Linked DNA regions of Homo sapiens: region 1 is linked to region 2. A link is an interaction called in ENCODE POLR2A ChIA-PET data of the cell type or tissue named here. Cell type or tissue: PC-3. All regions are shown on one strand. Each heading gives the region's core, and the rest is flanking DNA. Links, peaks and the distances in the headings are about the cores only. Region 1 overlaps WNK4 (WNK lysine deficient protein kinase 4). Region 2 overlaps EZH1 (enhancer of zeste 1 polycomb repressive complex 2 subunit).

Region 1 (13,374 bases), core at 8,224-13,223, 60 kb before region 2:
AGCACTTTGGGAGGCCGAGGAGGGCGGATCACGAGGTCAGGAGATCGAGACCAGCCTGGCTAACACGGTGAAACCCTGTCTCTACTAAAAATACAAAAAAAATTAGCCGGGTGTGGTGGCGAGCGCCTGTAGTCCCAGCTACTCGGGAGGCTGGGACAGGAGAATGGCGTGAACCCGGGAGGCGGAGCTTGCAGTGAGCCGAGATCGTGCCACTGCACTCCAGCCTGGGCGACAGAGTGAGACTCCATCTCAAAAAAAAAAAAAAGCGCCACTGTTTTAGGGTCCCAGAGATGAAGAGGAGTTAAATCCAAGGGGACCGCTGAGGGCAGAGAGTAATAAACCCTGGAGCAGAGAGTCCATTTCCCCTGGAAGTGTCCACCAAGGGGTCTGACCTGGGGGCTTAGGGTGTCTTCAGCAGCCTCCATGGGGCCAGTGTCTCTCTTCAACAGGGTCTCCACTCGCTGGATAATCTCCCGAATCCGTCTGAGAAATCCATCTCGCTCCGAAGGCAGAATGAACTCGTTATATACCTTGCGAGGGTCAACAGGATGGGGAGGGAGAGCTTGTTATCTCACTCATCCCTCTCCCCCTGCTTCTGATCTTAAAACATCAGGCTGGGCGCGGTGGCTCACGCCTGTAATCCTAGCACTTTGGGAGGCCGAGGCGGGCGGATCACCTGAAGTCAGGAGTTTAAGACCAGCCTGGCCAACATGGTGATACCCTATCTCTACTAAAATACAAAAATTAGCTGGGCATGATGGCGGGCACCTGTAATCCCAGCTACTTGGGAGGCTAAGACGGGAGAATCACTTGAACCTGGGAAACGGTGGAGCCAAGATCACACCACCGCACTCCAGCCTGGACGACTGAGCGAGACTCCGTCTCAAAAAAATAAAAATAAAAAATCCACCCTTCACACTACTGCTCCTGCCAACCACCAACCTAAAACAAGTAAATACCTATTGTGTTCCAGGCACTGTGTGGTGTAAGGAGAAATACAGCCTAGAAGGAAAGGTGCTAACATTCATAGGATGCGTATATATACCAGCTGCTTTGCGTATATTATCACATTTAACACCACCAGTAACTTTCTGGGGCCCACATTAATATTGCTATGGTAGAATTAAGATAACCAATGCTCAAAGAGGTTAAGTTCCGTCTGCCTAAGGTCACAGGATTTAAACCCACATCTACCTAAAGCCAGAGCCTGAGTTATCTTCACTGCTGCCTCCCATGTTTTGGACACAATTTCTGCCCCATAGTGTTTATAAAGTATAACACACAGGCCCACATACACCCATCCCACACGGTTAAGTCAGAATAAGGCAATAAATGGCAAATGTCACATTCAAATCCATGAATACTTATTGAGCACCTACTATGTGCTGGCATTGTGCTGGGTACTGTGGGAATACAAGGAAGCATGAAACAAGGTCCTAGGCTTAACGAAGCCCAAAACTTAGTGGAGGAGACACATAAATACGTAATTAAACTTACTGCAAGGCAGCCCGTAATACGTAAGGCACTTACAAGTGAGATATAGATAGAAATGTTGTTCCAGGGTTGGGGGGATGGGGGTGTGGAGAGGCAGAGTTGTTTAATGGGTACAGAGTTTCAGATTTGCAAGGTAAGAAAACCCCTGGAGATCTGTTTCACAGCAATGTGAATATACTTAATATTGCTGAACTGTACACTTAAAAATGGTTACGGTGGTAAATTTTATATTTATGGTTTTTTAATCACAATTTTTTAAAATGCTATTCCAAAGACAGAATACCACCCTGGGGATAGGGGGAAGCTGGAGCAGTTTCACAGAGTAAGTCTTTGGAGCTGAACATTGACAGATGAGAAAAGCAATCTCTATTGAGGACCTACCATGTGTGGACACTTCTACATTACACTGTGTCGTATCAGAACATCTTTGCAAAACAAATACTATCATCTGCATTTTACTTACATGCAACTGAAGTTTACAGAGTTAAGAAACTTGCCTAAGTTCATTGGATTAGTAAATAACAGAGCTGAAGTTTGAACTTAGGTATTACATGAAAGCGACCCCTTCCTCTATTCCAGGCTGTTCATCAGGAAGAGAAGAGCAGTCTAGGCAGAGAGAACAGTGTAGTAGCTTTGAAGCATGAAAGGCATGGTACATTATTATTTTTTTTTTTTTTTGAGACTGAGCCTTGCTCTATCACCCAGGCTGGAGTGCAGTGGCACAATCTTGGCTCACTGCAACCTCACCTTCTGGGTTCAAGAGATTCTCCTGCATCAGCCTCTTGAGTAGCTGGGACTGCCTGGCACCATGCCCAGCTAATTTTTATATTTTTAGTAGAGACAGGGCTTCATGTTGGCCAGGCTGGTCTCGAACTCCTGACCTCAAGTGATCTACCTGCCTCAGCCTCCCAAAAGTGCTGGGATTACAAGTGTGAGCCACTGCGCCCGGCCTATTCAATCTTTCTTTCTTTCTTCTTTTTTTTTTTTTGAGACAGAGTTTCGCTCTTGTTGCCCAGGCTGGAGTGCAATGGTATGACCGTGGCTCACCGCAACCTCCACCTCCTGGGTTCAAGTGATTCTCCTGCCTCAGCCTCCCAAGTAGCTGGGATTACAGGCATGCGCCACCACGCCCAGCTAATTTTGTATTTTTTAGTAGAGACGGGGTTTCTCCATGTTGGTCAGGCTGGTCTTGAACTCCCGACCTCAGGTCATCTGCCTGCCTCGGCCTCCCAAAGTGCTGGGATTACAGGCGTGAGCCACCATGCCCGGCACAGCCTATTCTTAAAATAGTGAGGACTCAAGTGTAGCTGAATGTGCTGTGAATTTTAAAGGCTTTGGAATTTGGACCTTACTCTACAACCACAAGTAGCCACTAAATAATTTCGGGTGAATATCAAGAGATCAGATCCAAGTCTCAGGAGAATTCTGCTGCAGAGGAGTGGAGGGTGGACTGGGTAAGGAGAGAAAAGAGGGCAAAGGACTCTGGGTGCATGGGGTGGGGTCACTTTGGCTGTGCAGGATCAGAGGGGACTTGAAAGCCCAATACAGAAGGCTCTACGAGTGAGAGACCCTTAAGGAGGTGGAGGCAGAGGCAGGAAGGCACCCAGCCTTTTCAGAGGCCCATTTTGAAACCAGTGTGGCTGGATGGAAGACTCTGAAAGAGTCAAGTGGTTTGACGGAAGGTGATGAGCCTTGTGTGCCAGGTGATATTGTGTCTTTGTCCTGGACACAAGGTGAATGACATGATGGAGGAGATGCTTTAGAGAGGGCTCCTGATGCCTGGTGTTTCTCCCATTCCTTTCCCTCCTTCACCCCATGGGCTGGCATCCACCACCCCCACTCCACTGAAACTGGTCTCCCACAAAGATCTCCTAACAAAAGCCAGTGTGGTCTTGCCTGAGGATTCATCCTATGCCACCTCCTTGAAACTCTCTCCTCACTCAGTTTTGACTAACATCCTCCTACGTCTCTGGCTTTGTCTCTGTGTCCTTCGATGACCTACCCTCCCGCTTCCCACTCCAGAACTGGTGGTATGCGCTGAGACACACTCTGCAACCCTCTGTGTCTCTGGCTTTGCCGGCTCATCTCCCTTCACTCTCAACTCTGTACTGACTACTCCTCCATCCACATCTCTCCAGCCCTGCCTGACCCATATCCATGGCTATGGAGGGTCTTGTCTTGGCTGTCCCTTCTTCACTCAAGCTCATCATGACCTCCTTAAAAAAAACCTTCTTTCATTTCTAATTTCCTCTCTCCTTTGGTGGCCTACTCTCCTACTCTCCTTTGGTGGCCTACAAGTTGTCCTTGACATCCCTTCTCCCTAACTCCCAATCATATCAACTCAGCAAATATTTATTGAGCATCTACTATGTACTATGTTCTCTACTACGTCAATAGGTTACTGGATTACAGAGTAACTTATTTTCCCGAAACAACCCTCAGATTCACCCTTTCTCCTCTTCCCTCCCATAAGCCACTCTCTCCTTTGTCCACAGATGGCTTCCTGGGTCTACCTCCCAGGTATTTTCCCTTCCCCCTTCCACATCCCATGGCAGATGATTTTCATAAAGCCTACTGTCACGTTACACTGTGCCTTTTTGTTTTTTTGTTTTTGTTTTTTTTTGAGACAAAGTTCACTCTGTCTTCCAGGCTGGAGTGCAGTGGCGTGATCAAAGCTCACTGCAGCCTTGACCTCCCAGGCTCAAGTGATCCTCCCACCTCAGCCTCCCAAGTAGTTGGGATGACAGGCATGTGCCGCCACACACGGCTAATTTTTTAAATTTTTTGTAGAGATAGGGTCTCATTATATTACCAGGGTGGTCTTGAACCCCTGGGCTCAAGCAATCCTCCTACTTCATCCACCCAAAGTGCTGGGATTACAGGTGTGAGCCACTGGACCTAGCCTGCTCTGCCTCTCTATTTATTTATTTATTTATTTATTTATTTATTTATTTATTTATTTTTAGACAGAATCTCACTCTTGTCGCCCAGGCTGGAGTGCAATGGTGTGATCTCGGCTCACTGCAACCTCCGCCTCCCGGGTTCAAGCAATTCTCCTGCCTCAGCCTCCCAAGTAGCTGGGACTACAGGCATGCGCCACCACACCCAGCTAATTTTTGTATTTTTTAGTAGAGACGGGGTTTCACCATGTTGGCCAAGCTGGTCTTGAACTCCTGACCTCGGGTGATCTGCCTGCCTCGGCCTCGGCCTCCCAAAGTGCTGGGATTACAGGTGTGAGCCACCACGCCTGGCCTCTGCCTAACTCTTAACATTGTCTATTCTACAATCTGGGCCCACTCTACCTACCCGGCTTCACTCCCCACAACTCTCCTATAGGAATCTTTACTTCCAGTGATAGTGGTTTCCTCATGAAGCCCTCCCAGCCCCATATTCCAAGACACTCTCTACTTGGAATGCCTTTGCTTATGCTGTCCCTGCACAGGGACACCCTTCATGGCCTTTCCACCCTTCACAGCCTTTCTTGCCCATTTGCCAAGATCCTGGGTAAGCTCATTGCCCCTGCTGCCCAGTCCATCCTTCACCTACAGCCACAGTATTGCACATCTACCAGGCACTTATACGTAGCACTTGTGTGTACCCGGTCAATGTGAGTCTCAAATTGCTCCAGCTGAGAAGCCAAACCTCACTGGATAAACAGAAATCTCCCCCAAAACAAGGGCTGAGACATCTTCAGCGTTACTGTGCTAAGTGTCAACCAGAGATTTAAAAATGCTTGCTGTCGGATCAGTGGGTTTCAGCCCCAGCGGACATCAGGAAGGAGACTCTTGTTCCAGATCCAAACACTCTGTCCTCATCTCTCTCCCCCTCACCATGGCAGCTGCAATCTCTTCCGGGCTGTCCCCATCCAGATCAAATCGGAAGGTCACCATCTTGCTGTTATGGGTCTGTAGCTGGCACTCAACCACTCTGTCATTCTGGTCTGAGACCTTCAGATTCAAAGTCAGCAGAGGGGAGAAGGTCAAGCCCTCTTCATCATGCTGTGTCTCCACCCTACCCCAGCCAAGTGACAGCAGCCACAATGGACTTGGAGATAAGTAGACCCCACCTCTAAAGTCTGGTATTAGAAACCAGACTGGCCGCCTCTTGAGTACTAGTCATACACTGCTTCTCCCGTTTTCTGGGTGACCTCCCCCGCCTCCCCCTGACACTTCCCTCCTGGCCCTGTAGGTTACTCTCTATCTCCTGTACTCCATCCTTACACTAGTGACCCGCAGCCGGGATCGGGGTCTGCGCCGGAGATTCCTCCCTGGGGGTCTCCTCATTTGTCCCATCCCTTCTCCCACATCGCTAAGGCCTGAAGCTGCATCTGAGGCATAGCTGTTAAAGAGAAAGGAGAGAGAATGACTGTCAGAGCAGACACTGGGACCCCAGTGCCCCAGGTGTCTCACCCTGGCACCCCAACTTGTACCAGAACATACCTGTCCCCGGGGGAAAAGTCACTTCCAGGGCCAGAACGTGGAATGGATAGGGCAAAAGCCTGAAACAGGATAAGGGTTCATGAGGTCAGGGGAAGATAACTGTTGAGATCTAGGGAGATGGTGTCAAGGATGCTGGGAGGATATTAGGGAGATGGAATTAGGGAAGAGGAGGGCAAGAATGGTGGATTTCCAGGGACATGGGACTGGATCATGAGATTGGGTTTCACAAGGAGGGAGATAGGTCATAGGCTTGGAATGGCTGGGAGCCCCCCATGCGACCCCCTCTCACCGAGGGCAGGCAGAGATGGGACTCAGCCAGGCTGGATGGCACCCCCCCAGGGGGCTGAAGGGCAGGGTCTGAGGCATCCAGGAAGCCGGAGGAGCTGAGGTAGCCATCAGTCTCGCAATCCGCTGGTTGGGGAGGGAGAGGATCAAAAAAAGGGGAAATAAAAGGGAATAGTGGCAGAGGATGGGGCCTGCCTAAGCAAGGAGGGGCCTGGAGCTGTGGGAGAGTTCCTTCCTGGAGGGAGCTTCATGGCTAGAGGTGGAAGGCAGGGTAAGTGACTGCTGTGGGGGTGAACTTCTGGGTAGGGGGCAGAGGCCAAGGTGTTCTGGGACCTACGTCTCAAGATCAGGGGTGACTTACAAGTGGTAGATGAGTAGCTGGCGTGGCGGAAAAGGAAGGGCTGGTGCTGGTCTGCCTCTGGCTCCTCAGGCTCAGGGGGGAAGACACTGGGGGGACCGGGGGCCATGGGCACAGTTGCTGGTGGAGGTCCTGGCTCTGGTGGGAGTGCCTCCAATTCCCTTGCTTTACGCAGCTTCTCACGCTTTCGCTGGATGGCAGCAACCCGTTCACGTACTGCACGGGCCACTGGCTGGTAATCGGCTTCACAGACCAAGCCCAGAGCCACCTGGAATTGGGGTGGGGGATGAGGAACACAGCTTGGGACCCCCTATCAAAGATCCATCAGGACGCCTTCTTGGGAACTCCAGGATATGGGAGGAAGAAAACCAACACTTACTGATTACCCACTATGTCTGTTAACTGGCAGCTCCTTACATTATCATCACTAGATCCTCCAAACAACCTTGTGGGATAAATCTTACCATTCGATTTTTAGAGATTAATGAAGTAGCTGGTTCATAGTTATACAGTAAGTCAGTGGTTTCCAATGGGAAGAAGAGATGTTTGGCACTATCTAGAGACATTTTTAGTTGCCACAACTGGAGGGTAGGTGCTACTGAATCTAGTGAGCGGAAGCCAGGGGTTCTTCTCAACATCCTACAATGCACAGGACAGTCCCTAAAACAAACATGTCAACAGTGCCAAGGCCAAGAATCCCTTGTCAGCAATGGATCAAGATTTGATCTCAGGTCAGGTTGGGCCGTGCTATGGAGACCTGCTCTAAATTTCTAACACATTCTCAGATTCTTGACCTACCGTAGGTGGTCTCCACCCTTGCAACTGTCATGTCTCTATTAAGAATCCCATACTCGGCCAGGCACGGTGGCTCACACCTGTAATCCCAGCAATTTGGGAGGCCAAGACTAGTGGGTCACTTGAGGTCAGGAGTTCGAGACCAGCCTGGCCAACATGGTGAAACCCCGTTCCTACTAAAAATACAAAAATTAGCTGGGCGTTGTGGCTTTTGCCTGTAATCCCAGCTACACAGGAGGCGGAGGCAGGAGAATTGCTTGAACCCAGGAGGCGGAGGTTGCAATGAGCTGAGATAGCGCCACTGCACTCCAGCCTGGGTGACAGAGTGAGACTCCATTACTCCCAAAAAAAGAATCCCATACTCCCTTCAGGACTTCCTAAGCCAGCCCCCAAGCTTCTGCCCTTGCATCTTATGCCTCTCCCCTTCTACCAGCTTCCATTCATCACCTCCTCATTCCTTTTAGCCGCAAGCTTTGCTGAATGAGTAAAGGAGGTGGGGAAGGGTAACCTGATTTAAAATCTGAACCACCTCAGTTTCAATCCAGCTCTTCCACTTACTTACTTGGGGCCCTGGACAAGGTATTCAACCTCTCTGAATTTCCATTTCCTCATCAACAAGTTGAGATAAAACTGCCCCCTATGCAGGATGGGTAGCAAAGATCAAATGCATGTGAAAGTGCTTTAAGCCATGTACAGATGTAGGCTATTAATGAGCTCTTACTATGTGCCAAGCACTGCCAGGGATAGAAGAATCGATAAAACACAGTCTCTGCCCTCAGGGAGTTTATAGTCTAGTGGAGAAGAAAGATAGGAACTTATTCAGGTTTAAGACAGGACCGATAGTGGGGAGTGCTGTAACCGAGAACATGCTGAAGTGGAAAGAAGCATTTAAGTTTGACTCCAAAGGGGACGGCTTCCCGAAATCGATGGTTCTGATCATATTGGAAGAAAAAGAAAAAGAAAAATGGGGAGGGAGGAAAGAAGGAAAAGATGAATTGGCAAGAAGGGCATCCCAGGAAGAACAGATCAGCTGGAGGTAAAGCAGGGACGCTGGAGGACCCAGGGCTCCCTCTGTAAAGGAAAACTGGGTGTGCGTGCGGGTAAGTTAGGGCTGGAGAGGTAGGGAGACGCTGCAGGAGATTTTGAGAGGGGTGAGGTGCCCCGCCCCCATCGCTGCCACCCCTCCTGCGCCCCATCCCTGTTGCACTGTCCCCTCGAGTCAATGTCCTTTACACGTCCAGTGGCAGCACAGTCTGTCCTCCGCTCACCATCTCCTGTGCCACCTCCTCGGCCGCGTCCCGGCCCAGCTGGAACAGGAACTCGATGGCCTGGTTGTCCCGTGGGCGCCCCCCGCGCCGCGCGTCCTCCATGCGCAGCCAGAGCTTGAGGCCCGGCTTCTCGCCGTCGTCCTCCTCCGCTAGTTCCACGTGCACACCGCGCTCCTCGCGGAAGAAGGCGTGGGCCAGGAGGTCCTGGATGGTGAACCTGAGGGTGACGCGTGGGTGAGCCGAGCCCGCCGCGGCCCGCGGCCCTATTCTACCCACGCTCTGCCCTTTCACCCCCACCTCTCGTTCTTATCCGTGCGGATGCAGCCTTCAATGATCTCCTTCACCTCGGGTATCTTCACCTTGTGGAAGCTGTTCGGCTTTCTGCCCTGGGGAAGGGGTTGCATGACACCTCCCGTCCTCTGATCCCCAGCTCTCGGCTTGACACCACCCCCCACCCCTTACTCCACTCCCTCCTTAGGCAGCTGCGCGTGCAGTTGCAAAAGCCTGACTGCTACTGGAAGATGTGATTTCAAATCCTAATCCCCGCCCCCCCCCCAAGTATTTACAGTGTGATCTTGAACAAGTCTCCCGCTGTTTGTTCATCTGTAAATCGCAGGGTGGAACATTTGCCCCGCTCACCTCACAGGGCAGCTGGAAGGATTGGATGAGAGATGGGATGCGAAATCATTTGTGAACTCTTGGGAGCACCACACATATTATTATTCTAAATAGCGTGTACTGGTGGGGGCGCGTGTGCACTCAATATCCTTCTGTGTTCACCAAGGCGACTCTGTGTCTAGCCTGTTTTCGTGCAGGCAAAGGGCATTGACTGCGGGCTGGCCGGCGCAGGAAAAGGGGAAGTGGCCCTGGAATTGCCTTTCCCGCCAGCCCCATCCCTCTCACCGAAGTGACCTTGCGGTAGATTTGCGCGGCATTCTGGCACTCGGAGTACGGGTACTCAGAGGTGGCCATCTCCAGCATGCACATGCCGAACGCGTACACGTCCACGGCCTCATCGTACTTTTCCTCGTACATCTCGGGGGCCATGAATTCCGGGGTCCCTGTAGGGTCCACAGCAGGGATCAGATTGCTGGGCACTCTGGCCTCGTCCTTCCCACTGGGCTAGGCAGCCCCAGGCAACCCTGCGAGTGCAAGTGACCCCGGCCCACAGTGGGGTTGAGGTGGGTGCCATAGGTCTCCTCAGCTTCCCTGTCGTCTGGTAGTTTTGTGGACCTTGAAGGCCCTTGCTGAGGGGAGGGAGTCCCCAGGTTCTCTTCTGAGGTGGGGGAGGAAGGAATGGCATGGACCCTCCTGGAGAGACGCACCGATGACACTCTTGGCAAAGGAGGCGCGCTTGAGCGTGGCCAGGCCCAGGTCCCCGATTTTGACAGAGCCAGTAGGTCCCGTGATAAAGACATTGTCGCACTTGAGATCCCGGTGCAGGATGGGAGGAACCCGGGAGTGTAGGAAATGAAGTCCCCGCAGGATTTGGCGGCTCCAGCGCTGAAGGACCCGCGGCTTCATCTCCCGGAACCGCCTCAGGTACCTGGGGGAGGGCGCATAGCCAGAGTCCTGGTGGGGGGACACGTCCTCCGGGAAGGAGCCCCCCACTGGGAAGTTCCCCCCTGCCGCACCCTGCTGCCGCCTCCGCATCTTCTGCCAGCATTCTCCTAGCCTATGTCTGCCCGGCCCCAGGGAGAAACTGAGTCAGGGGGCATGGTGGATAGACATGACGTTACCAAACGGGTTGGGAAGTAAATTGATAGATAGGGCCTCGGCCAAGGTGCTGTGGGAGCGCAGGAAGGGATGACTAACTGCCCCAAGCATGAGGGAGAGCTTCGGAGAGGAAATACTTTTGTGTTGCATCTTGAATGATGAGTAGGAGCTCAAAGGTGAAAGGGGGAAGGGATGGAGACTTCCCAGGCAGACAGGACACCGTGCTCAAAGGCACAGAAAAAGCCAGTGACAAGGCAGGGTGGGAGGAGGTGCCAGGAATTTGGTGTGTCTGGAGCTTAGGCTGAAAGTGAGGCTGTATCCTAAGGACTTTGTGAACAGGTGAGCCTGTGTGGGCTTTATTCCAAGGCCATGAGAAACTTTGAAGGGGTTTTAAGGAGGGGAGTGACAGTTCAGATTTTCAACTGGGAAAGATTCTCCAGGCTGCAGGAAGATAGGATCGCTTAGAGGGTGGCAGAGTTTGGGAAGGCCCTTTAGGAGGCTGCTGCAGGGCTCCAGATCAGCGAGATGGCATTGAGGTGGTGGCATGGATGAAGCAGTGAAAGCCAGGTGGGGAGAGGTTAAGGAAAGACTTGGGGACAGACTGATGAGGGGGCAGAGTGGAGAAAGAGGAGTCTGGGGAGACACCCAAGTATTTTACTGGAGTGCTGGGTGGACATTGCCACTCACCGAGGCAGGGACAAAGGTTGGGTGAGAGGGAGATGGTGAACCTGGTTTTACACCTGGATATTAGAGAGTTTGAGGAGCCTGGGAGTTCAGGAAGCAGTGGGCACACATCCCAGCCTCCCTCTCCCCACCCACTCATGCGCAGAGCTCACGTCTTGAGCGTGCCCGAGGTCATGAGTTCGGTGACCAGCACGATGCAAACCTGGCCCCTCAGCACCGACTTCCACGAATCATAGAAGCGGACGATGTTGGGGTGCTGCAGCCCCTTGAGCATCTCCACCTCCTCTGAGAAGCGCTGCCGCTCAGCTCTAGACAGTTTCCGAGTCTGTGGGATGGGGGACGGGTGTCATGTCAGGCCCAGGACACCCACAGAAAGGAAGAGGGACACCTGGAGTGGGGTTGGGGGAAGAGGTGAGGGTTGGAGCCCACAGATGGGGTGGGGTTAATGGGATTACTTGCCCAGTGGGCTGCAGACCCTGAACTCTCCAACAGTCCCGCACGTAAGCTGATCCAAGGACACACCCAACCTGGGCCTGGGGCAGCCCCCTAGACCCCCTGCTGGACACAAGCACCTTTATGCAGCCCGGTCCCAGAGCCCTGAGCTCAATAGTGCCTTTGTGGCTGCCCAGGCCGGCCATGGGGCGGGAGGGGGCACCCGGGGGCTGGCAGTGAGCAGGCAGCAGGCGGGCAGCAGGATACTGCGGGCAGGGAATTGGGGCCGGCAAGGGGGTTGGCCCCAGAAACAGAACTGCTAGATCCAGACGGAAGGCGGGAGGGATATGGAGGGAGGTACTGAGAAGGAAAGAAAAGATCCAGGACTAGGCGCCAGGAGGCTGCCCACCCCCATAGTCGTCCCGCCCCGGCTCCTCTCCCTCCCCTCACCCCCCAATTTGGCTGCCTCTCCTGGCCTGGCCCAGAGCCTGGGGCGCGGCACTGGCAGGCGCAAGGGGCGAGCCCTGTGCCAGGGCTGGAGAGGGACCCTTCCCCTAGGCTCTGTCCCCTGATCTGAATCGGAAGCTTCAGGCCCCAAGTTGACTGGGTTCTCCTAACCCATATGTAGCATGGGAGCAATGGGAGGAAGGTCCCCCTAAAGCCCATGGGCTTAGTGCCTTTAGGTCTGGGAAGGGAGAGCACAGGTAGGCAGTGGGATGAGGAGCAGAACTGGACTCACTCGAGAGCTGGAGCTCCCTATGTCCCCCTCCTCGCAGCTGTGGAGAAGTCCAGAAGTCTGACTGCTCCAGAAGGGGTTAGGGGGCCCTATTCTGCCACAACTGCCCTAAATCTTCTGGAGTTGGAGATGACCCTTGCCCAGCTCCTGGCTTCCCGCATCCCAGCCTCCTGGTCTGCAAATAGGTGGGGGACGGGAGGAGTGAGGGGATCAAGAGGACCAGGGTCATAACTGAGGATCTCAGGACTTAGGGGAGAGGAAGGGATTGCGGGTACCCACCAGCAGGAAACTGACCTGAACTGGCTCCCCTGCCTAACTTCCCATCCTATTTTCCACCTCTCAGGGTTGAGTATGGAGACTTTAAAGTGAGAATGTTCATACCCATGGGGGAGTCACCAGACACCACCTGCCTCAATCTCTCCTTCTGCAGCCCAGAGTCAGCCAGATCATTCAGGGCAAAGACAGCAGAGGTGTCTATAGACATTTGACTGGAAAAATACATGCTTCCCTTGATGCTGTCTCCCCCACCCTCTGTCTGTCATCCTAAGACCTCCAGAGTCCCATCCCAAGGTGCCACCGAGGGGGCTCCCAGCCGCACCTGCAGCTCACACCAGGCCACCTCCACTGTGGTGTCGGTGTCTAGCCCTCGATACACCGTCTTGAAGGAGCCACGTCCAATCTCGATGTCAAACTTGAGGTATCGGCCATCGGGGGACGTTGCCACAGCCTGGGTCTCCATGTCCTCCTTTTCTTCCTGCTCCCGCCGCCGCTCTAGGGCCACAGCTTCAGGGACCCTTAGCGGCTCCCTGGACCCCGGGCCCACTGCAGAGTCCGGGAGCTCGGGACGCGCGGAGTCTTCCGCAGCCTTCACAGGGGCTCCCTCGGTCCACGTGCCCTCGGGGGGTTCTTTGGAGCTAGGCGGTGGGCTCCTCGCGGGGCCAGGACCAGCGGAGTCCGGAGGATCGGGGGGGTCCGGAGCGGGTGAGGCTGGCAGGGACCAAGAGCTCAGCAGCCCCAAGTCGACTGAGCTACGGCGGCTGAGACGAGAAGAGCGCGGCCGGGGCTCAGCCTTCCCGGAGAAGCGGCGCGCTCGGCGAGGAGGGGGCCCGAGGCGGGGCTGCCCCGCGGTGCCAAGAGGAGGCGGGGGCCGCAGGGCCAGGTCGGCCT
Region 2 (14,589 bases), core at 2,458-7,457:
AAAAATTAGCCGGGCGTGGTGTCATATGCCTGTAATCCCGGCTACTTGGGAGGCTGAGGCAGGAGAATTGCTTGAACCCAGGAGATAGAGGTTGCAGTGAGCCGAGATGGCACCACTGCACTCCAGCCTGGGTGACAGAGCAAGACTCCATCTCAAAAAAAAAAAAAAAGGCCAGGCACGGTGGCTCATGCCTGTAATTCCAGCACTTTGGGAGGCTGAGGCAGGCAGATCACTTGAGGCCAGGAGTTTCAAACCAGCCTGGCCAACATAGTGAAACCCTGTCTCTACCAAAAATACAAAAATTAGCCAGGTGTGGTGGTCTGTGCCTGTAATCCCAGCTACTTGGGAGGCCGAGGTAGGAGAATCGCTTGAACCCGGGAGGCGGAGGTTGTGGTGAGCTGAGATCGCGCTACTACACTCCAGCCTGGGTGACAACAGAGCAAGACTCCATCTCAAAAAAATAAATTATTAATTAATTAATAAAATAACAATATATCTTAATCTTTTCCATGGCTTTGCTAGGCTTTGTATGTGGCAAATTTTGCAAAGGTTCAAGAAAAAACCCAGATCCTCAATGAAGAATGGAAGAAGCTTCGTGTCCAACCTGTTCAGTCAATGAAGCCTGTGAGTGGACACCCTTTTCTCAAAAAGGTACTTTTGGGAGTTTAAGCTCAGTCTTCCTCTCTTCCTTGGGCTTAAAGCTTTTTCCTATATTTGTGACTTTTTAGAAAGTGAATAAGTAAGACAAGGTATGGTGGCTCACACAAGTATTCCCAGCTATTTGGGAGGCTGAGGTGGGAAAATCGCTTGAGGTGAGGAGTTTGAGACCAGCCTGGGCAACATAGACTGTGTCTCTAAAAAATTTTTTAAAAAAGTAGCCAGACATGGTGGTGTAGTCCTAGCTACTTGTGAGGCTGAGGTGGAAGGATTTCTTGAGCCCAGAAGTTCAAGGCTGAAATAAACTATGATTTCACCACAACACTCCAGTCTGGGTTGACAGACAAGACCTTATGTCCAAAAAAGAAAAAGGAAAGAAAGGAAATAAATAAATAAGGTTAAGGTTAATAGATACAGCTATTTTAGTCAACTTTGAATAATTAAGATAGTAAATCTGCAGCTTCAAGAATAATTACGGGGGCTGGACGCAGTGGCTCACACCTGTAATCTCAGCACTTCGGGAGGCTGAGGCAGATGGATCACTTGAGGCCAGGAGTTTGAGACCAGCCTGGCCAACATAGCGAAACACTGTCTCTACTAAAAATACAAAAGTTAGCTGCGTGTGATGGTGCACACCTATAATCCCAGCTACTTGGGAGGCTGAGGCCTGAGAACCTCTTGAACCTAGGAGGCAGAAGTTGCAGTGAGCCAAGATCACACCACTGCACTCCAGCCTGGGTGAAAGAGTGAGACTGTGTCTCAAAAAAAATAATAAATAATAAATAAATAAAAGAATTTTCTAGTTAAGAAACTTTGGCTGGACGCGGTGGCTCACACCTGTAATCCCAGCACTTTGGGAGGCCGAGGTGGGTGGATCACCTGAGGTCAAGAGTTTGAGACCAGGCTGGCCAACATGGTGAAACCCCATCTCTACTAATAGTACAAAAAAATTAGCCAGGCATGGTGGCACACTTCTGTAATCCCAGCTACTAGGGAGGCTGAGGCAGGAGAATTGCTTGAACCCGGGAGGTGGAGGTTGCAGTGATCTGAGATGGCACCATTGTACTTCAGCCTGGGCAACAAGAGCAAAACACCATCTCCAAAAAAAAAGAAACTTTATGAAAATAAATTATCATTATTATTATTTAGAGACAAGATCTCACTATGTCACCCAGACTGGAGTGCAGTGTCATGATCATAGCTTACTGTAACCTCCAACACCTGGGAAATAGATAATATTTTTAAAATATAAAAAGTAAATATTATCTAGGCATGGTAGTGTATGCCTATAATCCCAGCTACTCGGGAGGCTGAGGTGGGAGAATCACTTGAACCCAAGAGTTCAAGGCTGCAGTGAGCTATGATCTCCAGCCTGGGCGACAGCGAGACTCCGTCTCAAAAAAAAAAAAAAAAAAGAGACTGTCTCTTAAAAAAAAAAAAAAAAAGCAGAAGCTGGGTGCAGTGGCTCATGCCTGTAATCCCAGCACTTTTAGAGGCTGTGACAGGTGGATCACCTGAGGTCAGGAGTTCAAGACCAGCCTGGCCAACATGGTGAAACCCTGTCTCTACTAAAAATACAAAAATTGGCCGAGCGTGGTGGCGTGCACCTATAATCCCAGCTACTCAGGAGGCTGAGGCAGGAGAATTGCTTGAACCTGGGAGGCGGAGGTTGCAATGAGCCAAGATCGTGCAACTGCACTCCAGCCTGGGCGACAGAGTGAGACCCTGTCTCAAAACAAAAAACGAAAAGCAGATAGTGTATTGAGAGCAAATATCTTTCCTGAAGCAGAATGTTACTATAATTTCTATACCACTTTGCTTCTCCATGTACTATCCCTATCACCTATGCAGCTAAGTTGATGTCCACTGTCTTAAAGTTTAGGTCTTCAGAAAACTTCCTCATCTTTTAGGACTTTCAGAGGCTCTTTACTGTTGTGTATAACCCAGGTAGACCAACAGTTTGAGCTGAGGTAAACATCAGCTGAGTATGGGAAGTACTGTGCTGAACTCTATAGAGGACACAAAGGTGAATAAGAGTCCCTTCTTTTGGCTGGGCATAGTGGCTCACACATGTAATCCCAGCACTTTGGGAGGCTAAGGCAGGATGATTGCTTGAGTCCAGGAGTTGGAGACCAGCGTGGGCAATATAGCGAGACCCTGTCTCTACAAAAAAAAAAAAGAAAAATTAGCTGTTTAACTGGATGTAGTAGCACATGCCTGTAATCCCAGCTTCTCGGGAGGCTGAGGTTGGAGGATGGCTTTAGCCTGGGAGGCAGAGGCTGCAGTGAGCTGTGATTGCACAACTGCACTCAGCCTGGGCAACAGAGTGAGATCCTGTCTCAAAAAAAAAAAAAGAGTTTCTACTTTCCACAAGTTTGCAGTCTAGGGATTCCTTTTAGGAGATGATGTTACAAAACTCTGAATTTATTAAGTTGTTTTTAAAATTTTGTTTTTGTTTTTTTTGAGACGGAGTATCGCTATGTCGCCAGGCTGGAGTGCAGTGGCGTGATCTTGGCTCACTGCAACCTCCACCTCCCAGGTTCAAGCAATTCTCCTGCCTCAGCCTCCCGAGTAGCTGGGACTACAGGCATGTGCCACCACGCCCAGCTAATTTTTGTATTTTTAGTAGGGACTGGGTTTCACCATGTTGGCCAGGATAGTCTTGATCTCCTGACTTCATGATCCACCCGCCTCGGTCTCCCAAAGTGCTGGGATTACAGGCGTGAGCCACCATGCCTGGTCAAATTTTTTATAATTTTAAATGCCATCTGAATTTTAAAAATTTAATTTATTAGCTTGTAAGAACTAGAGGCTACTAAGATCATTTTTTTTCTCTTTTTTTTCTTTTTTTTCTTGAGACAGAGTCTCGCTCTGTCACCCAGGCTGGAGTGCAGTGGCTCACTCAACCTCTGCCTCCCAGGTTCAAGTGATTCTCATACCTCAGTCTCCCAAGTAGCTGGGATTACATGTGTGTACCACCATGCTCAGCTAATTTTTGTATTATGTTTTTGTAGAGATGGGGTTTCACCATGTTGGCCTGGCTGGTCTCCAACTGACTTCAAGTGATCTGCCTGTCTTGGCCTCCCAAAGTGCTGGGATTACTGGCATGAGCCACTATGCCCAGCCAATTTTGGAAGGAAATTACATTTCTTTCTTGGGTTATATGCCCGTCTTTCCCTCTCCATGTCATTGCTTATATTTCAGTGTACCATAGAGAGCATTTTCCCGGGATTTGCAAGCCAACATATGTTAATGAGGTCACTGAACACAGTTGCATTGGTTCCCATCATGTATTCCTGGTCCCCTCTCCAACAGAACTTTATGGTATGTATTGAAAGCACTGTGGTGGTTATTTAAACTGTATGATTGTGTTATGTTGATATGCCAGAGCTCCTCTTAGGGTAAAGATTGTCCAGTAATTAACACAGCTAGGACATGCAGGGCAGAACAAGGTTGTAATTTACTTACTCTAAACAATATATATTGCAAGTTGTTCTAACTTGTCAGATTTTATGCTCTCTGATGTGTGCTTTGGAATTGATGCTGGTTCTTTTTTAAATGAATAATATTGGGCAAGATTTCAATTTTCTCTTAGTACCTTGGCCCAATATTATGTACAGTTAAATGCAGTCTAAATCAGACTCTTGAGGCTTGAGCAGGTTGTCTGCTCCCTGTTGATGGAGTAATCCTTTCTGAATTCTCTAAATGCAAGATGCTACAAAAACAACTGAGACAACAGACGTGCACACAGTCCTTTCATCTGGGCCTTTGTGCTGACTCCTACTAGGATTATTTGTGGTTTTGATAATCATTCCTCTCTAAATACTGCCATTGCTTATCATCTGCCTGGTGACAGATAGCCGTACTACTGGTTGGAATGAGGTCGAGGTTTATAGAAGGGAATCATCTCTTAGAATAAAACTTCAGAATAATTTTACTTGCTACTTGGGGATTTTAGAATGACTATATTCTCTGCTGAGCACCCCACTCCCCCAAAATTATTTACTATTGTTTATTGCCAGAAAATATCCATAGCCTAGGCTGCAGTTGACTTTAGGTTCCCATTGAGTGTGACTGGCATGAGTTGTAATCATAATTTTTTTTTATTATTGGAGAATCTTAGTCCATCTTATAGAATACCCATGTCTTATGATTGCCCAGTTTATTTTGTAGTTAAATTACAGATCATAATCTTAGAAGCCTTCATTTTTATTTATCCATCTGTCTCTCTACTTATGAAACTTTTTTTTTTTTTGAGACGGAGTCTCACTGTGTCGCCAGGCTGGAGTACAGTGGCGCGATCTCAGCTTACTGCAACCTCTGCCTCCCAGGTTCAAGCGATTCTCCTCCCTCAGCCTCCCTAGTAGCTGGGACTACAGGCATGCGCCACCACGCCCAGCTAATTTTTTGTATTTTAGTAGAGATGGGGTTTCACCATGTTGGCCAGGATGGTCTCGATCTCCTGACCTCATGATCCGCCTGCCTCGGCCTCCCAAAGTGCTGGGATTGCAGGCGTGAGCCACCACACTTGGCCCCATTTGAGGTTTTTTTGGCCAAACAAAATGGCCAGTGTTTAAAATGCAGGAAACTCTGGGACAAAGGCATTTTCAGGAGACTCAAGCAACAAACAAAGCTCAGCAAAGATTCCACTAAATAGGAAAGAGCAGATGCATGATGGCTTCATGGAATAAATCACATCTGGTTTGGTTTCAGGTAGAAGATGAGACGGTTTTGTGCAATATTCCCTACATGGGAGATGAAGTGAAAGAAGAAGATGAGACTTTTATTGAGGAGCTGATCAATAACTATGATGGGAAAGTCCATGGTGAAGAAGGTAGTGGTACTGAACTCCTTGGAGAAAATTTTGTTAGAATCAGGCCTCTTCTTTGGTACCTCATCATCTTGCCATCTTGCTTTTATCTTCTGCCCCATGGGGTACACACTGCAGAATATTTCAATGTCATCACATGGCTGGGAGTTAATTTTTTTTTTTTTTTTTTTTTGAGACGGAGTTTTGCCTTAGTTGCCCAGGCTGGAGTGCAGTGGTGTAATCTAGGCTCACTGCAATCTCTGCCTCCTGGGTTCAAGTGATTCTTCTGCCTCAGCCTCCCAAGTAGCTGGGACTACAGGTGTCTGCCACCATGCCCAGCTAATTCTTGTATTTTTAGTAGAGATGGGGTTTCACCATGTTGGTCAGGCTGGTCTCGAATTCCTGACCTCAGGTGATCCACCTATCTCGGCCTCCTAAAGTGCTGGGATTATAGGCGTGAGCCACCATGCCTAGCCCAATTTTTTTTTTTATTTTTTTTTTAGAGACAGGGACTCACTCAGTCACCCAGGCTGGAATGCAGTGGCATGATCATAGCTTATTGTAGCCTCAGCCTCCTGGGCTTAAGTGATTTTCCTGCTTTAGCCTCCTGGGGGGCTGGGACTACAGGTGCACTCCACCACACCTGGCTTTTTTTTTTTTTTTTTTTTTTGAGACAGAGTCTCGCTGTGTCACCCAGGCTGGAGCGCAGTGGCACAATCTCGGCTCACTGTAAGCTCCGCCTCCCGGGTTCATGCCATTCTCCTGCCTCAGCCTCCCGAGGTAGCTGGGACTACAGGCGCCTACCACACCCGGCTACTTTTTTGTATTTTTAGTAGGGATGGGGTTTCACCGTGTGAGCCAGGATGGTCTCGATCTCCTGACCTTGTGATCCTCCCACCTCAGCCTCCCAAAGTGCTGGGATTACAGGCGTGAGCCACCGTGCCCGGCCCTGGCTTATTTTTAAAATTTTTTGTAGAGATGGAGTCTCACCACGTTGCCCAGGCTGGTCTTAAACTCCTGGCCTCAAGCAATCCTCCCACGTTGGCCTCCCAAAGCTCTGGGATTACAAGAGTGAGCCAACATGCCTGGCCCAAAATACCCTAGTTATTTCTTTTTTTCTTTCTTTCTTTTTTTTTTTTATTACCCTAGTTATTTCTGATTCAAGCAGCAGAAACAGAAATAAAAATTATTTAAAGTATCCTAGTTAAATTTTAAAAGGAGTTGGGACATAAAAGGATTATGTAGTAATCAGTGGCTGGAGAGAAAGTTTATTGTACAAATAAGTTTAATCTTAGGGCTTAGGAGTTTTCCATAAGGACATCCAAGACCATTTTGTTCTTTATTTCTCTTTCTCTGAGAATGGCAATGAGGCTCTCTGTCATACTTCTTTGATCCAGGCATCCCCTGAATCTCCCAGAAGTTGGTTTTAATAATCTGAATTTCCTAAAAGCCAATTGTTTGGATTTAGTCATAATTCTAGAAAAGTCTGTCCGTGTGTAAGAAATGGAAAGAGGAGAGGCTCTCCATCACTTCATAAACCAACAGCCCCACCTGCTCTTTTGACAATTGTGGGCACTGTTGTGATGCTGTTGAACTACATTATTTGTCCACAGTGCCTCCTAGTGTTCAAAGACCTCCTAAATTGTAGTACATCTCCATAAAGTACAATTTTAGGAAAAATTGCTGTCTTTTGATTTAGAGACGTCATTACTGACCCATCAGCAGCAAAGCCAAGAGAATTTTCATTTTATTATTTTTCTCTGCCCTACTTGGAGATTGTTTGAACACTTTCATGAGATTTTGAACCAGAAATTCAGAGTTGACTTGTGACTGAGGAAGTGAAGTTCTTCAGTAAGAATAAAGCCTATGGCTGGGCACGGTGGGTCACACCTGTAATCCCAGCATTTTGGTAGGCCGAGGCGGGCGGATCACCTGAGGTCTGGAGTTCACGACCAGCCTGACATGGAGAAACCCAGTCTCTACTAAAATACAAAATTAGCCAGGGTGGTGGCACATGCGTAATCTCAGCTACTCGGGAGGCTGAGGCAGGAGAATCACTTGAACCTGGGAGGTGGAGGTTGCGGTGAGCCAAGATCGCGCCATTGCACTCCAGCCTGGGCAATAAGGCGAAACTCCGTCTAAAAAAAATAATAAAAATAAATAAAGCCTATAGCTGTATTCCTACTCTAGCCAGCTGCCCACTGCATGTGTAGGAGCCAATCAAATGATTGTAATTTCCTGATCTCCCATGTAAAAATGTACACATGTGACATATCTGGGCCTCTGGAGTGAGTACAAGAAAACCTGCCTAGGAGGACTAATGGAATGTGAAGTGACCACTGCTCATCTTTCGAATCCTCATGTTTCAGAGATGATCCCTGGATCCGTTCTGATTAGTGATGCTGTTTTTCTGGAGTTGGTCGATGCCCTGAATCAGTACTCAGATGAGGAGGAGGAAGGGCACAATGACACCTCAGATGGAAAGCAGGATGACAGCAAAGAAGATCTGCCAGTAACAAGAAAGAGAAAGCGACATGCTATTGAAGGTACGTAGCACTGGCTCCCTTATTCCTTTTTTAAAGTGACAGGGATAGGGAAGAAGGAAGAACTGGAAAGATTTGTTGCCTATTAAAGGCTGTTGGTGCTTCTTGTTGGTTCACTTAAAAGGAGAACATGATCATTAAGTGATAGCTTCAGATAGCTGTGACTTGGGTGAAGAAGAAAGTAGAAGAACTGATAGAATAATCATTGCTATTCATTTCTAATTATATGTCTCATGTGAAATTGGGATCATGCCAATTTATATATATGTATATATCAAATTTTATATCCCTTTTTATTTAATCTTATGAGTACTTTTCCATGTCACTAATGTTTAATTTAAAATTTAATAGTTTAATTATACTATATGTCCAGGGACATAGTGTATTCTCTTTTATTGTATCATAATTATAGTATCAGTGTAGTTCTTCAGCATCCACTTCATGATAGGATTCTTCTATGTTCAGGCCTCTCTATGAACACTCTTTTCACCTCCAAATTCTTATTTTTATTTTTAAAATCTATTATTTATTATTTTTTTGAGACACAGTCTTGCTCTGTTACCCAAGGTGGAGTGCAGTGGCACAATCTCGGCTCACTGCAACCTCCACCTCCCTGGTTCAAGTGATTCTTGTGTGTCAGCCTTCTAAGTAGCTGGGACTATAGGCATGCACCACCATGCCCAGCTAAGTTTTGTATTTTTAGTAGAGTTGGGGTTTTACCATGTTGGCCAGGCTGGTCTCAAACTCCTGGCCTCAAGTGATCCGCTCCCCTCGGCCTCTCAAAGTACTGACTGGGATTACAGGCGTGAGCCACCTCACATCCAGATTCTAATTGGGACTGTGGATTTTGTTGTTAATATGTAGACTACTCTAACTTCCTTATTTACTGGTAGCATATATCAGATAAGTCCAGATAGCACTGATGTTTATATATCTCCAAACAATCAGTGGTTAGGTTAACAAAGCAGCTGTAATCAAAATGCTATGACAAAAGGAAAAAAGATCACACAGATTTGTTTACGTGTTCTGATAATCGCACTCAGGAGCTTTTTATCATTTCCAATTCAGGCAACAAAAAGAGTTCCAAGAAACAGTTCCCAAATGACATGATCTTCAGTGCAATTGCCTCAATGTTCCCTGAGAATGGTGTCCCAGATGACATGAAGGAGAGGTAGGGAAAGCTGTCCCACTTAGGCCATATACAGAGTGCTCGGACAAAACCTTTATTCCCTCCTAATTTTTGGTTAGTAAAAAGCTTTGTTTATGGTAAGGGCATTATGATTTGCCCGCAATTTGATTATTTCTTGCTTACTCAATTACCTCTAAATGCCCCCCTTACTATATTAAGGGTCATCGTATACTGGCTTTTGAGTGAGTCTGGGCAGAGAACATTTACTCTGCCATTTTTCTGGAGAGTTAACTCCAGCACCATCTTAACAAATCCTTCCCTCCCCTTACTTTCCAACATTTGCCCAACCCAGCATAATTACAATGGTGGACCCACTCTAGTTATCTACCATTCTCTTATCAACCAGACCTATAAAAAACACCCATCCTCCCTTGGCAGACCGTAGGTGAGCTACTGTCAGTACCCAATCTGTATTTCCTCAGTGGAGGCAGTTCCTCGGAGGAACTCTTATCTCTCTTTTCTTAAATAGGTATCGAGAACTAACAGAGATGTCAGACCCCAATGCACTTCCCCCTCAGTGCACACCCAACATCGATGGCCCCAATGCCAAGTCTGTGCAGCGGGAGCAATCTCTGCACTCCTTCCACACACTTTTTTGCCGGCGCTGCTTTAAATACGACTGCTTCCTTCACCGTGAGTGGGGCTACTCTGTTTGAAATGCTCTCCTCTCTTCCATCCCCAGCCACCATTTCCTTCTCTTTGTTCTGGTTTCTCGTATAGAGTTCCTGGCTTCTGTTCTAACGTTTTACAAAGGGCCAGTTCTATTTTCCCTTGCTCAATTATAGTGCAACATGCTTTGCATGATAGGGACAGACTAACTAGCAACTTATCTGTCCCTCAGTACCTCTTAGCTTTGAAAGCATTGTGTTGATGTCAGAAATGACTGAATTTTGTGCACCCTGATGGTAGCCGTTTATATCGAATTCTAACTCCTACAATAGCTCTCTAATTCACTTTTGTTTCTCCCCATCTTGTCAAGTGGATAGACCACTGGCAACAAGACAGTTTTTGTTTTCCAGCTTTTCATGCCACCCCTAATGTATATAAACGCAAGAATAAAGAAATCAAGATTGAACCAGAACCATGTGGCACAGACTGCTTCCTTTTGCTGGTATGTTCTTAAGCTGTTCTGGCATTATTAACTTCATTCTGGGAACACAAGCCACGTGAGCCAGTACACAGCACTCTGGGGGTCATATAGCACAAATAAAACATGGCTTTTGCTCTTAAGGAGCTCCCCAGTTACTGTGGGACCGCTCTTAAGGAACTCCCCAGACATGGTAGCACTATAAAGTTAGTCTGATGGAGTGCAGATTCGAAGATCATTAAAGGCTTGCCTGCTCTAAATATCATCTGCTTAGATTTCAGAGCCTAAAACTGTATTGTTAGAATTGGAGCAAAGTGTATGCTGGGGGGGTGGGTACACACTCTAGTTTCTTTGCTATCTTGTTATAAATGCATATAACTATGAGACGAATAGCACGTGATGATGCTGATGTCTTGTTGTGATCAACCAGATGGACCGTTCCCTGATGGACAGACCTTAAGAAGCAGCATAAATGGTCTGGCATACCTGTGGGGAAGCCATATATTGAGAGCTAGAAGGAAATAGATCAACTGGACTTGCCAAAGACACAGTTGGGCTTTTTACACAATAGGATGAGCCTAGGCGATGAATAAAATACCTTGATAAAATTTCTGCCACCTATTAAAATTATATTATACAACCAGCCAAGTGCTTTTGGAACCATCTTTAGTGGGATAATAGATGGAAAGATGGTAGAGAATGCTGTTGGGCACACATGTGGAAAATGGGCCGTACTGTAAAAGCAAAAGAATAGACGTTATTGGGTTTATTTTTTCCTAATGTGTATTGACTCCTTCCTATGTGCCAAGTATCATAGTAGACCCTTAACATACCTTGTCTTATTTTCATCCTATAACAGTGTCATGAGGTAGAGGAAACTGGATTACAAAAGTTATATATTTTGCCTAAAGTTTGTTGATAAGTCAGCGGTATGGCAGCGATGAAATTCAAGTCAGGGTCTAACTCCACAGATCATGCTTTTAAAATTACTCCATGTTTTTCAGCCAGGCGTCGTAGTGCACACCTATAATCCCAGCACTTTGGGAGGCTGAGGGAGGTGGATCACCTGAGGTCAGGAGTTTGAGACCAGCCTGGTCAACATGGAAAAACCCTGTCTCTACTGAAAATACAAAATTAACCAGGTGTGGTGGCGCACGCCTGTAATCCCAGCTACTCAGGAGGCTGAGACAGGAGAATTGCTTGAACCCAGGAGGTGGAGGCTGCAGTGAGCCGAGATCACGCCACTGTACTCCAGCCTGGGTGAGATAGTGAGACTCCATCTCAAAAAAAAAATAATAATAAAATGAAATTACTTCATCCTTAAAAAAATATATATGCCATGTTATGTCAACATACCAGCATTTATATAAGTCAAAAGGTCATTGCCCTTCTCACAGGAGTCACCTTGATACCCTGTACATGTATTACGAAGATGCTGCCAATGCCTGAAATGTATGCATGTTTAACTTACAGAGATAATGTATGCACAATTTTTCTTTTATTGCGTTTTAGGTTTGAGTGCATATTAAATATAATGCTGGACTATTTTCCCCCAACTGTTTACTAAGAACATTTTCAATCATGCAGAGTTGAAAGATACCTTCTTCCTGGATTTGATAACATTTTTTTCTGTATCTCCTTTCTCCATAAATTTGCGTATGTATATCTTTTGCTGAACCATTTGACAATAAGTTGCAGACATTGTGATGCTCATTTGGTAAATGTTTCAGCATAAAGACATTCTCTTACATAACCACATTATTACACCTAGGACAATTAATAAAAATTGTATAGTATCCTCTATTACCCATTCTATTAATATATTCAATTTTTTTTTCAGCTGTACCAAGAATAGGTATTTTTGTGTTGTGTTTTGTTTTGTTTTGTTTCCAAACCAGGATCATCCAGTCAGACATCATATTTGGTTATTATGTCTTTTTTTTTTTTTTTTTGAGACAGAGTTTCACTCTTGTTGCCCAGGCTGGAGTGCAATGGTGCAATCTCAGCTCACCACAATCTCCACCTCCCGGGTTCAAACGATTCTCCTGCCTCAGCCTCCCAAGTAGCTGGGATTACAGGCATGCGCCACCACGCCCAGCTAATTTTTGTGTTTTTAGTAGAGACAGGGTTTCTCTGTGTTGGTCAGGCTGGTCTTGAACTCCCAACCTCAGGTGATCAGACTGCCTGGCCTCCCAAAGTACTGGGATTACAGGTGTAATAAGGCGCCCGGCCTTGTTATGTCTTTTTACTCGTTTTTAATCTCAAATAATTCTATCACTTTTAAAATCTTTTTAAAAGTTCCAGGCTGGTTGTCTTGTAGGATGACCCACATCCTGGATTCATCTGTTGTTTTTTCACAGTGTCATTTCTGTGTTCTTCTGTCTCCTCTTTCTTATAACCTAGAAATTAGGTCTGGAAACTTGATTTTATTTATGTTAAAATGTTTGGCCATTATATTAAAATGGTGGCTCACGCCTGTAATCCCAGCAATTTGGGGGGCTGAAGCATGTGGATAGCTTGAGCCTAGGAGTTCGAGACCAGCCTGGGCAACATGGCAAAACCCCATGTCTATAAAAAATACAAAAATTAGCTGGACTGGACTTGGGAGGCTGAGGTGGGAGGATCAGTTGAGCCTAGAAGGTCAAGGCTGCAGTGAGCTGAGATCATGCTACTGTACTCACCTGGGTGACAGGGCAAGACCTCGTCTCAAAAAAATATATATATATATAAATACATATAATCTATTATATATTATATTATATATAAATACATATAATCTATAATATATATTATATATAAATACATATAATCTATGATATATATTATATATAAATACATATAATCTATAATATATAATATATAAATACATATAATCTATTATATATAATATATAAATACATATAATCTATAATATATAAATACATGTAATATATAGTATATAAATACATATATAATATATAAATTATATTTACATAAATTATATATATTTTATATTTATATAAATTATATATAAATATATTTATATAAATTTCATATATTTATATATTATATAAATATATATTTTATATTTATATAAATTATATAATTATATAATATATTTCCATATTATATATTATATATATAATATATAAAAATTATATGTAAATATATATAAATGTTTAAAATAGTATAATTGATACTGTATACTTCATACACAGCATAGGCACATAATATCAGGTTCAGTTAATTTTGAAACTTCTCTTTTGGAATTTCCTTTAGGCCTTACTGTATATTATTCCAAATTCCAGATACCCTTAATGATAGTTAACCTTTATTTTTTTTTCATTTTTATTACTCAAAAAAACTTCATTTTTAAATTGAGCTTTCTGACTCTGCTTGTGCCTTCAACACTTTCACAACAATTTTCTGCTGCTTGCTAAGGAAAGCACACTTGCTCCTGCACCAATACATTCAGCACACACGGATCCACCATAGGCCCTGCTGACATGCTTTTTTGTTTTGGACAATCTCATAGGAACTTTAGGTCTCATAGCACAAACCCCCCGAAGTCTGCTGGGCACACGCCACATGCAGATTTCAGTGCTTTCCCAACCCTCTTGGTATAAAGGTAATCAATTCTATTACCAGGGGCTCAGGACAGCCTAGTTTTGTTAAAAGCTATATTGTAGGAAAGCCTACATGTATGTCAAATGCTGGACCATTCTGAGTGCCTCTAGACAATGTCACTGGAAGATAAACCTTTATTTTGTAGAAATAGATTTAGTTTTCAGAAACAGCTAGGAAGTCTTTGAAAACCAAGTCTGATGAGAAAATATTGATGATCTAGGTGAGTGATAATTATTTCATTTTTTAAAAAAGGGGGTGATAGCTGTAAAATAATGAAACAATATTCTTCTGAGTTTCATACACAGATTTGGGAGGAAGTTTCAAAATTAAGTAGTAAGATTGTACAGATTAAGCATTACACATTTTATTAAGGAAACAGAGAAAGTGTGGTAGACTGGAAAGAATAGTGGCCTAGGGAGACAAGGAGCCCTGATTCCTATACCCCTCTGGAACTATTAGCTGCATACTCTCAAGCTAGTTTCTTCCCCTCTCTGAATCTCATTTCTTCATCCATAGGAGAATGTGTTCTCAAATTCCAAACAAGTAACACGCAAGTTAATTTTAGATACAACTCACTGGAAAATTGAAGACACAGATGCATAGATTATATCTTTTTTAAGATTATAGGACATTAGCTGGGCATGGTGACATGTGCGTGTGGTCCTAGCTACTTGGGAGGCTGAGGCAAGGGAATCAC

What was found. Peaks named below come from ENCODE experiments on the same cell type or tissue, not always from the same donor. Only the 100,000 strongest peaks of a DNase experiment are listed, where the experiment ranks them.
Region 1: POLR2A ChIA-PET joins it to region 2 with 10 read pairs; 13 of 35 experiments call an interaction of 5 or more read pairs at or near these places.

What each region holds. Positions count from the first base shown.
Region 1 is chr17:42,780,748-42,794,121 of GRCh38, reverse strand. It overlaps WNK4 (WNK lysine deficient protein kinase 4), which reads right to left. Exons shown (of 19, transcript NM_032387.5): 1 at 12,806-13,374; 2 at 11,192-11,364; 3 at 9,965-10,185; 4 at 9,543-9,700; 5 at 8,937-9,025; 6 at 8,640-8,856; 7 at 6,580-6,844; 8 at 6,223-6,344; 9 at 5,934-5,992; 10 at 5,715-5,832; 11 at 5,325-5,441; 12 at 393-530. Among named protein-coding and RNA genes, the nearest start is that of WNK4, 6.8 kb to the right of the region's middle. RefSeq lists enhancers at 9,456-10,087, 9,993-11,192, 12,482-13,374. In PC-3, for the core only: no CTCF peak of the experiment used is centred there; a DNase peak (open chromatin) is centred at 10,521; H3K4me3 peaks cover 3,054 bases; H3K27ac peaks cover 3,289 bases.
Region 2 is chr17:42,713,697-42,728,285 of GRCh38, reverse strand. It overlaps EZH1 (enhancer of zeste 1 polycomb repressive complex 2 subunit), which reads left to right. Exons shown (of 21, transcript NM_001991.5): 4 at 523-651; 5 at 3,862-3,981; 6 at 5,371-5,491; 7 at 7,837-8,013; 8 at 9,079-9,181; 9 at 9,669-9,832; 10 at 10,219-10,310. It also overlaps the pseudogene RPL34P30. Among named protein-coding and RNA genes, the nearest start is that of MIR6780A, 13 kb to the right of the region's middle. In PC-3, for the core only: CTCF peaks have their summits at 6,882 and 7,085 (motif pointing left); no DNase peak of the experiment used is centred there.